2 separate regions of the Homo sapiens genome follow, and region 1 is linked to region 2. A link is an interaction called in ENCODE POLR2A ChIA-PET data of the cell type or tissue named here. Cell type or tissue: PC-9. All regions are shown on one strand.

Region 1 (5,000 bases), 150 kb after region 2:
ACACGTGAAAAAAATGCTCATCATCCCTGGCCAGAGAAATGCAAGTCAAAACAACAATGAGATACCATCTCACACCAGTTAGAATGGCGATCATTAACAAATCAGGAAAAAACAGGTGCTGGAGAGGATGTGGAGAAATAGGAACATTTTTACACTGTTGGTGGGACTGTAAACTAGTTCAACCATTGTGGAATTCAGTGTGGCAATTCCTCAGGGATCTAGAACTAGAAATACCATTTGACCCAGCCATCCCATTACTGGCTATATACCCAAAGGATTATAAATCATGCTGCTATAAAGACACATGTACACGTATGTTTATAATGGCACTATTCACAATAGCAAAGGCTTGGAACCAAGCCAAATGTCCAACAACGATAGGCTGGATTAAGAAAATGTGGCACATATACACCATGGAATACTATGCAACCATAAAAAATGATGAGTTTACGTCCTTTGTAGGGACATGGATGAAGCTGGAAACCATCATTCTCAGTAAACTATTGCAAGAACAAAAAACCAAACACCGCATGTTCTCACTCATAGGTAGGAATTAAACAATGAGAACACATGGACACAGGAAGGGGAACATCATACACTGGGGTCTGTTGTGGGGTTGGGGGAGGGGGGAGGAATAGCATTAAGAGATATACCTAATGTTAAATGACGAGTTAATGGGTACAGCACACCAACATGGCACATGTATACATATGTAACAAACCTGCACGTTGTGAACATGTACCCTAAAACTTAAAGTATAATAAAAAATAAAAAATAAAATAAAAACCTTGGCTGTTGACTCCAAATATCCTGCTTCATCATCTCTCCACTCCAGAAACTTTTCACATTCTTACAAAGGGTGTTCGTTTCTCCTCTAAGTATTTGCTCGCCAGCCCCACCTGCAAGAAGGTGGAAGTAGGGCCTCTGCCTGGGATGGTAACTCTCAAATGTAAGGCAAGACCTGTCTCTCCACCAATATCCCCAGGACTGAAGGACTGTGAAAGTCTGCATATTGATCAAGCTTCTCCCTCCCTTATCTGAAGGGACTTACTTCCTTCAAGACACTTTTCCTCTTCCCACCTAGCTCCATGCCCCCATCCAGTCATCTTCCAACCCATCTCTCCCCACCTGCATGCCACACAAGAGGGGCGTGACCACAGCACCTGGAAGTTCCTTAAAGTTGAATGGTGTGTCAGGCCGGGTGCGGTGGCTCATGTCAGTAACCCCAGCACTTTGGGAGGCTGAGGCAGGCAGGTCACTTGAGGTCAGGAGTTCGAGACCAGCCTGGCCAAAATGGTGAAACTCCATCTCTACTAAAAATATAAAAATTAGCTGGGTGTGGTTGTGCTTGCCTGTAGTCCCAGCTACTTGGGGGGCTGAGGCAAGGGAATCACTTGAACCTGGGAGGCAGAGGTTACAGTGAGCCAAGATTGCACCATTGCACTCCAGCCTGGGTGATAGGGTAGACTCTGTCTCAAAAAAAAAAAAAAAAAAGAAAGAAATCGAATGGTGTGATTAGCTTATGATTTTTTAAAAATGGAATGATGTATTCATTTTCTAAGCTGCATAACAAATCAACACAAATTTAGCAGCTTAAAACATCCATCTATTACCTCTCCTTTCCTGTGGGTCATGAGTCTGGGGGTGCAGCTTTAGCTGGGTCCTCTGCTCAGGTTCTTACAAGGTTGTGATCAAGGTGCCGGCTGGAATTAGTGTGTCATATGAGGCTTGGGGTCTTCTCCCAACCTCACATGGTTGTTGGCAGAATTTATTTCCATGCAACTGTGAAACTCATGTGGCTGGCTTCTTCAAAACCAGCCAGGCATGGTGGCTCACGCCTGTAATCCCAGCACTTTCGGAGGCCGAGGCAGGGGATCACCTGATGTCAGGAGTTCGAGACCAGCCTGGCCAATATGGTGAAACCCCGTCTCTACATAACTTAGCCGGGCATGATGGCGCACACCTGTAATCCCAGCTACTTGGGAGGCTGAGGCAGTAGAATCACTTGAACCCAGGAGGCAGAGGTTGCAGTAAGCCGAGATCGTGCCACTGCACTCCAGCCTGGGCAACAGAGTGAGACTCCATGTCAAAAACAAACAAACAAACAAAAAACAAAAACCAGGAGGAAGGAGTCTCTCTCTTCCAGACCTTCATTGAAGATCTCACCTGAAGATGTCAGGCCCACCCTGAATAATCTCCCTTTTGATTAACTCAAAGTGAATGGATTAGGGGCTTAGTTACATCTGCAAAATCCCTTCAACTTTTCCATAGATATAGATTAGAAGCAAGCCACGGGTCCTGCCTACACTCCAGGGGAGAGGAGATTACACCTGGCATTTATCCAGGGCAAGAACCTAAGGGGTCATCTCAGAATTCTGTCCTCCAAATAGATCCTCGGTGGAGCTTACATGCCTGGGCGAGCACCAGCCTTTGTTTAAAGGCAACAGAGAATGGTGTCCTGGCTCAGATCTCCAGCAAGCCTCCACAATGATGGTCCAGTATCTGAAGCCATGGCCAAGGCAGCAGGAGCTTTGGGTGCACATGGGGGCTTCCCCCACTTTGAAGTGAGTCATCACATCTGTATTAGACCCTAGCTGTTGCTTAGGCAAAAATGATGATTTAGAAGAAGATGGAGAGAAGAGGAAAGTTAATTTAAAAGTACTTATATTCGGCCGGGTGTCGTGGCTCATGCCTGTAATCCCAGCACTTTGGGAGGCTGAGGCAGGCGGATCATGAGGTCAGGAGATGGAGACCATCCTGGCTAACACGGTGAAATCTTGTCTCTATTAAAAATACAAAAAATTAGCTGGGCGTGGTGGCGGGCGCCTGTAGTCCCAGCTACTCAGGAGGCTGAGGCAGGAGAATGGCGTGAACCCAAGAGGTGGAGCCTGCAGTGAGCTGAGATCTCGCCACTGCACTCCAGCCTGGGTAACAGAGCGAGACTCCATCTCAAAAAAAGAAAAAAAAAAAGAGAAAGTGCTTATATTCATTCCCTAGGGCTGCCACAACCAAGTACCAAAAGCTGGGTGACTTGAAACCAGAGAAATTGATTGTCTTGTGGCTCTGGTAGCCAGCAGTCTGAAACGGAGGTGCCAGCAGGGCCACGCTCCCTCCTGCACTTGTCGGGGAGTCCTGCCTTGCCTCTTCGTAGCTTCCTGTGGTCTCCTGGCAGTCTTCAGTGTTTCTTGGTTTGCATACGCATCAGTCCAATCTTCCGTCCAATCCATGGCCTTCTTCCCTGTGTCTCTGTGACTCGGCGTGTCCTCTCCTCTTTTATAAGGACACCAGTCATTGACTTAGGCCCTCCTTACTCCAGGATGACTTCATCCTAATCAATAGCATCTGCAATAACCCTATTTCTTTCTTTTCTTTCTTTCTGTCTTTCTTTCTTTTTTTTGAGACGGAGTTTCACTCTTGTTGCCCAGGCTGGAGTGCAATAGCGCGATCTCAGCTCAATGCAACCTCCGTCTCCTGAGTTCAAGCAATTCTCCTGCCTCAGCCTCCCGAGTAGCTGGAATTACAGGTATGTGCCACCACACCCAGGTAATTTTGAATTTTTAGTAGAGAAGGGGTTTCTCCATGTTGGTCAGGCTGGTCTCAAACTCCTGACCTCAGGTGATCCGCCCGCCTTGGCCTCCCAAAGTGCTGGGATTGCAGGCATGAGCCACCACGCCTGGCCTGCAATAACTCTATTTCTAAATAAGGTCACATTCTGAGCTGTTAGAATTTAGGATTTCAACATGTTTTGAGGAGAACTCAATTTAACCCATAACAATACTATGTGGGCCACACATGCTGCTTCACATCTGTTATCCCAGCACTTTGGGAGGTTGAAGCAGGAGGATCATTGCTCAGGGCATAGGGGGACACCAGGTGCATAAAACCACAGCGTTGACTGGTGTGGGGGCTCACACCTGTATGTTTGGGAAGCTAAGGCAGGGCGATCACTTGAGCCCAGGAGTTTGAGGCCAGCCTGGGTGACATAGTGAGATCTCACTTCTAAAAAAAAAAAAAAATTTAATTAGCTGGGCATGTTGGTACCCACCTACAGTCCCAGCTACTCAGGAGGCTGAAGCAGGAGGGTCGCTTGAGTCCAGAAGATCAAGGCTGTGGCGAGCTGTGATTGCACCACTGCACTCCAGCCTGGGCAACAGAGCAAGCCCTGTCTCAAAAAAAAAAAAAAAAAAAAAAAAATCATCTCCCTTGTCTTCTGATTCCCTGAGCTGTCATAGAAAGGAAGTGAAGCAGTGAAAGCATCCCCCCAAAAGGGACTTTTCAAAACCAGCCTAAGCAACATAGCAAGACCTTGCCTTTAGAAAGTATTTAAATTTGAAGGAAAAAAAAAAAAAAGCAGTATTATGGCACAGAGTTGACAGCTACAGGTGTGGCTACATCCAGGTCCTAAAACTATATCATCAGAATGACCCCTGACCCTCCCCCCGCTTTCCATTTTACTTTCTTAAGCATGAACATGAAATTTCCAAGACTGTTTCTCCTTTGGCTAATCTGCTTCTCAGACCCAATCACTGTGGCCAGGGTGGTGGAAGGATACTGACATCCAGGCTGGGACCACATGCCCCAGCTCCAGATCAAGGTGGGGAATGGCCAGTCGCACACATGTCGTGGGGAACTAGTGACTCCTCGGTGGAAAATCGGGGACTGTCATTGGAGAGGAGCGATAGAAGAAAGGCTGAAGCAGTGCAATGTATCTCCTGCACCAGCCTGGGCCTCGATGTCTTGAGTACTGATGACCCAGTACTCAGTCTAGGGCAATCCCAACTCCATCTGCGGGGCTGCCCACAGTACATGGACCCCCTCACTGGATTTGCTGACCACACGTGCAAATAGCCACTTCCCAGCCCCACTCCCCGCAGTCCCCCTGAACCCTGTCAAAATTCCCCTCAGTTCTCGCCAAGATTAAAAGCAACTCTGAGGGTGAGCGGCTCATTCTGCTAGTTTAAATCTCTCGGTTCCTTCCCTCTCCAGAACTCTGTACTTAC
Region 2 (5,000 bases):
CCGCCCAGCACCACAGCAAAGCAGCTCTGCAAGGCGGGATGGGTGAGGCTCCTTCTGGGACCCCAGCTCCGAGAACACAAGGGAGCAGCCCGCCCTGCCTGGACCCTGCCCTGCCTCCACCCCGCCTGGCCTGACCCAGCCAGGGCTCTAGGAGGGTTGGGTGGAGGCAAAGTGGGGAGAAGGGAGCTCCCCAAGGTTGGCTGGCATTGGCAGGCCCAGCTTGGAGTCCAGCTGGCGCTGGAGGGGCTGATGCCAGGGCCAGGTGGAGGCAGACACGGAACCCCTGGGCAACAGGCTGCCCTCGCTGCTCCTCAGAGGGAAACTGAGGCTGACAGGGGCGGTGACTTGGTCAAGTTTACACAACTCAGAAGAGGCAGGATTGAGGTGGGGACTCGGGTCTGACTGACAGGCCCTTCCATGCCAGGGGCTGCCCAGCCCTTGAGCCTTGCCTGTTCCCGCTCTACCTGCCCGGCAGCCCTGCTCACCTGGTCCACGTATTGGGGCAGCACCTCGGCCAGGATCTTCTCGACGTTCTTGCTAATCTCCGATGGCTTCAGCACCACACAGTTCCCTGCAGGGCAGTGCAGGGAGAGAGCTGGAGGAGGCGTAGCCAGCTCCTGGTCTCCACACACCTGCAGGGCAGGCATCAGCCTCACCCACTTTCAGATGCAGAACCTGGTTCAGAGAGGTAACATGACGGGCCCAGGGCCACACAGCCCGGGGACGGTGGACCAGACAGTCCTCTTTGCCACCTGGGCCAGTTCTCCCATGTCCTCCTGGGATCCATGGGTGGCCCTGAGGCCTCGAGCGGAGAAGGGTGACCGGAAGGGGCAGGCCCAGCTCTCACCTGCAGCGAGGGCTCCCACGAGGGGCACCAGCGTCAGGTTCAGCGGATAGTTCCAGGGCGCAATGATGAGGACCAGGCCAAAGGGCTCCTTCCGGATGAAGGCGGAGTCCAGCTGCGTGGCCTGGGCCGGGAGCCGGGGATGAAATTAAGTGCTCAGCACCCCGGCCCCTCAGCAGCCAGCTCCCACCCAGAGGGGCCACCCTGTGGGAGCAAATATCCCCTGAGCCCCCTGCCCGCCTCAGCCCGGCCGGCTCACCAGGTTCTTGGGCACACGCTCGTCCTTCATCCAGGCCCGGAGGTTCCTGAGGGCCAGGGTGACCTCGCCCTGGCTGATGGCAACCTCAGACACCTCCGACTCGAAGGCTGACTGCAGGAAGTGGGTGGGGTCAGGGTGGGCCAGGATTCCCAGAGTTGGCAGGAGGGCACAGCCTCCTCCAGGCAGGGCCTGCTTCCACAACTCATTCATTCATTTTCATTCATTCGTTCACTCACTCACTCCATGTTCAGTGCGTGCTTCCTGTGTGAGGTGCTGTCTCTGTGCCAAACAGAGGGACCGGCCCTGAGGCCGACCTTGCAGGGGGCAGTCGTTCCATGTGAAAGTGAGAACGCTGACGGCTCCATTAGGACGTGGCTGTGCTAGGGAAATCATGGAGCAGGGTGGGGGTGGAGACTGCTGGAGCGTGTGGCTGTGGGCGTGCACAGGTGTGCACATGTATACATCCACATGAGCATGTGTGTGTGTGCTGTTTTTACAAAGCGGTCAGTGCAGGTCTCCAGGCGGCGGTCACATTGGAGCAGTGACCTGAAGTCAAGGAACAAGCAAGTCGTGGGTACTGGGAGGCGGCATACTTTGGGCAGAGGCCCTGGCGGCTGCAAAGGCCCCGAGGTGGCTGTGCGCTTGCTCTGCTCCTGTTTAGCAAGAAGCAGAGTGGGCAAGGTGAGGGGGCCAGGCAGCCAGGCAAGGACTCCTGAGAAGAGCAGGGATGGGATCTGACTTAGGGTTTTGTTTTTTTTTAATTTCAAAAAAAGTTTGTTTTGATTTTTTGCAGAGTGCCTTGCTGTGTTGCCTAGGTAGGTCTTGAACTCCTGGCCTCAAACAATCCTCCCACCTCAGTCTCCCAAAGAGCAGGGTGGAGATTGGTCCACAGGAGACACAGGCACAGCCACCCCTAGGTAAATGCTGTCAGTTCCCACAGCCCAGGGGCCAGGGCCACTGTCAGGCTTCTAAGCAGGAGTGAGGAGACCCGAATCAATAGGGACATTGTCCTGCTCTCGGCTAGCCAGTGCTCCCTGCCCTCTGCGCCCCAAGGGAGGAGAGACCAGCCAGGCAGCAGGCTGCAGGCCGCTGGAGAACAGGTCAGGGACACTGGGGCCAGGCTGGCTCCCTGGCTGAGGCAGCGCCTGAGGTTATGGGGTGCAGGCTCTCCCGGGTCAGGGCAGAGGGGGACGGGCCAGTGGGGTGCTGGATGGGCCAGAGGACCAGCGAAGCCCAGAGAAGGAGATGCCCTGCCTGAGGTCACTCAGCGAACCAGGGGCAAGGCCAGGGCTACAGCTGAGCCCCAAGAGGGAGGAAGACGCCACGCCCACTGGCACCTCCTAGCCACTGAGGCTGGGGGAAGGTGCCTTCCACACGGACTTTCCCACAGCCTGTGCTCTGGCCCCATGAGCCTGGTGGCCTGCCCGCCACACCTCCTAGGTCACCTGGGACCTGACTTTGGGAGACTGGGCTATTTTGAGCCAGGTTCAAACTCTGGCTCTGCTCTTCCTGGCTGCATGCCCTTGGGCAAGAACACACTCTCTCTGAGCCTCTTCTGGGGGCCACTGGGTGTGGTTGCCCAACCAGATTCACCAAAGGGTTAACTGAGAGGGTGCACGTGACGCTGGGCAGATGCTGCCTGCTGAGGGTGGGGACAGGGGGGTGACCAGGTCCAGAGGGAGGGACCAGGTTGAATGTTCTGGGCTACTGCTGCCTTTGTAGGGCCCCGCTCCTGCAGCTGGGATGGGAAGGCAGGAGGTGGAATCAGAGCCGAAGGGAGAAAAGGGACCAGACAGACGTCAGGTCAAGTCTCATGAAGGCCGGCAGGCGGCCGGTGGCAGAAGCTCAGTGGTGGCGGGGGAGTCAGTCCCCAGGGAGCCCAATGGGCTGGGGGAAGGTCTGAACACTACAGCCTTCAAGGCAAAGGGAGGAGATATTTTGTCCAGAGAATAGGAGCCGGGGGCAGCCCCTGGGGCAGATGTGCTGAGGCAGGGGCAGGTGGTGTCCTGAGGCAGGGGCAGGTGTCCTGAGGCAGGGGCAGGCAGGTGCATGGGCCCTGATGGGTGAGGGGTTGGGGGAAGTGTGTTTCTTGGGGTTCTGCCTTGGCTGCCACTGGGATTGGGAGGGGCTGAGGCCCCAAGCCTTCAGGGTCTAGACAGAGGCCATGATGCCTGCTGTACCCAGAGAGAAGGCCAAGGCCTCACGGCCTCCGAGGCCCTACATAGTGTGGCCCATACCCCAGACCTCATCTTTGCTGTTTCTTCCTCTCCCACCCCCGACAGCTATGCTGGCCTCCTTGCTGCTCCTCAAGCAGAAACACCCAGCACCTCCTGCCTCAGGGCCTTTGCACGTGCTGTGCCCGCTGCCATCTCCCCAGCATCCATGGGGAGCCTCCCCTCCATCTTCACGTCTCTGCTCTAAAGCCCCCTTCTCAGAGAAACCTTCCCTGACCCCCACATATACAACAGCACCCTGATCCTGGCCCCCTCTCTCCCCTTCACCCTGGGTGTGTCTCCAGGGCACATATTTCAACCCAATATGCTGTGTAATTATTATCTTTATTATTATTTTTGAGATGGAGTCTCACTGTGTTGCCCAAGCTGGAGTGCAGTGGTGTGACCTTGGCTCACTGCAACCTCCACCTCCCAGGTTCAAGCGATTCTCATGCCTCAGCCTCCTGAGTAGCTGGGATTACAGGTGCCCACCACCACATCCAGCTAATTTTTGTATTGTTAGTAGAGACGGGGTTTCGCCATGTTGGCCAGGATGGTCTTGAACTCCTGGCCTCAAGCGATCCGCCCACCTCGGCCTCCCAAAGTGCTGGGACTACAGGTGTGAGCCACCATGCCCGGCCTTGCTGTGCAATTATTTATTTGCTGTTTTATTGTCTCCGATAGAAGGTCATCTTCGTAGGCATGGGAACTGTGTTTTATTCTCTGCTATATCCCCAGAGCCTAGAACAGTACCTGGCACATAGTAGGTGCTCAGCAAATAGTTGCTGCATGAATACAGAAATAAGTGACTGGATGAATGTGCAAGGGTGGCTCTGGCCTAGGGGAGGAGCTGCTTTTAGCCCCGCTTCATGGAGGGCGCAGGTGTCTTCATCCCCTGCTGTCCCAGCTGCCCTCCATGCCCCCCTGCCCCAGTGCACCCTCTCATACCCCCAACCCCAGCCCACCTTGTGCAGGTCCTGGGCCAGTGCGTCGTGCAGAAGCTGCTTGTTTTCTTGCAGGAAGCGGCCCAGGCCTTGGAGCTGCGCAGCCCGGAACTCAGCTGGCCGCGTGCGCCCCGCGTGGAAGGCCTCCCGCAGTCGCCGCAGCGTGTCCCCAAGGGGGTCCATCCTGCCAGATGGGGTGGCATGAACTGGGTGGCCAGGGCTGCCCCTCCTTCATGGGCACCACCCAGCCGCCCCAGGGTCTGGGCACCCCTGACCTGCCTGCACCCACAGGGGCTTGCAGACACCTCTACCTTATACACACACAGGGACCCACTCAGATGACCCCACAGGGACTGAGGCTGCCTGCAACCCCTTTCACCCAACAGTGAGCACTCCCAGACACACATGAAGACCCTCGCACCACTCCCCTCTGCCATGGACCTGGAGGCGGCTGCAGGACTGGGTGTGGGCTTGGGGACAGCTGCTCCACCACAGCCCCCGAGGGTGAGCAGGCAGGCAGAGCGCCATGCTTCTTCCTGCCGCACAGAAATTAACCCCAAGCCATGGCCTCTGCCCTGCCCTGATGCCCCTCCTGGAGGCGGGGCAGCCTCACCCCTGCCAGTCTGAATGGTGTAAGCAGGAGCTTGATGAGTAGAGGGGGTGACTCACTGCCACCATGGCCACCACCTTGGAGCACTCCAGACACAGAATTCTCCGTCTTCCTCTGTCCCCAGCCTGGG

What was found. Peaks named below come from ENCODE experiments on the same cell type or tissue, not always from the same donor. Only the 100,000 strongest peaks of a DNase experiment are listed, where the experiment ranks them.
Region 1: POLR2A ChIA-PET joins it to region 2 with 13 read pairs; 2 of 35 experiments call an interaction of 5 or more read pairs at or near these places.

What each region holds. Positions count from the first base shown.
Region 1 is chr11:67,860,483-67,865,482 of GRCh38, reverse strand. All of the region lies in intron 3 of LOC112268076 (translation initiation factor IF-2-like), which reads left to right. It also overlaps the pseudogene ENPP7P7. Among named protein-coding and RNA genes, the nearest start is that of LINC02754, 21 kb to the left of the region's middle. In PC-9, no CTCF peak of the experiment used is centred here; no DNase peak of the experiment used is centred here; H3K27me3 peaks cover 944 bases.
Region 2 is chr11:68,014,741-68,019,740 of GRCh38, reverse strand. ALDH3B1 (aldehyde dehydrogenase 3 family member B1) reads right to left here. Exons shown (of 10, transcript NM_000694.4): 2 at 4,282-4,444; 3 at 1,104-1,214; 4 at 848-968; 5 at 486-571; 6 at 1-26. The coding sequence starts at 4,443. Among named protein-coding and RNA genes, the nearest start is that of ALDH3B1, 6.9 kb to the right of the region's middle. RefSeq lists an enhancer at 4,540-5,000. In PC-9, no CTCF peak of the experiment used is centred here; DNase peaks (open chromatin) are centred at 2,660 and 4,920; H3K4me3 peaks cover 519 bases; H3K27ac peaks cover 2,148 bases.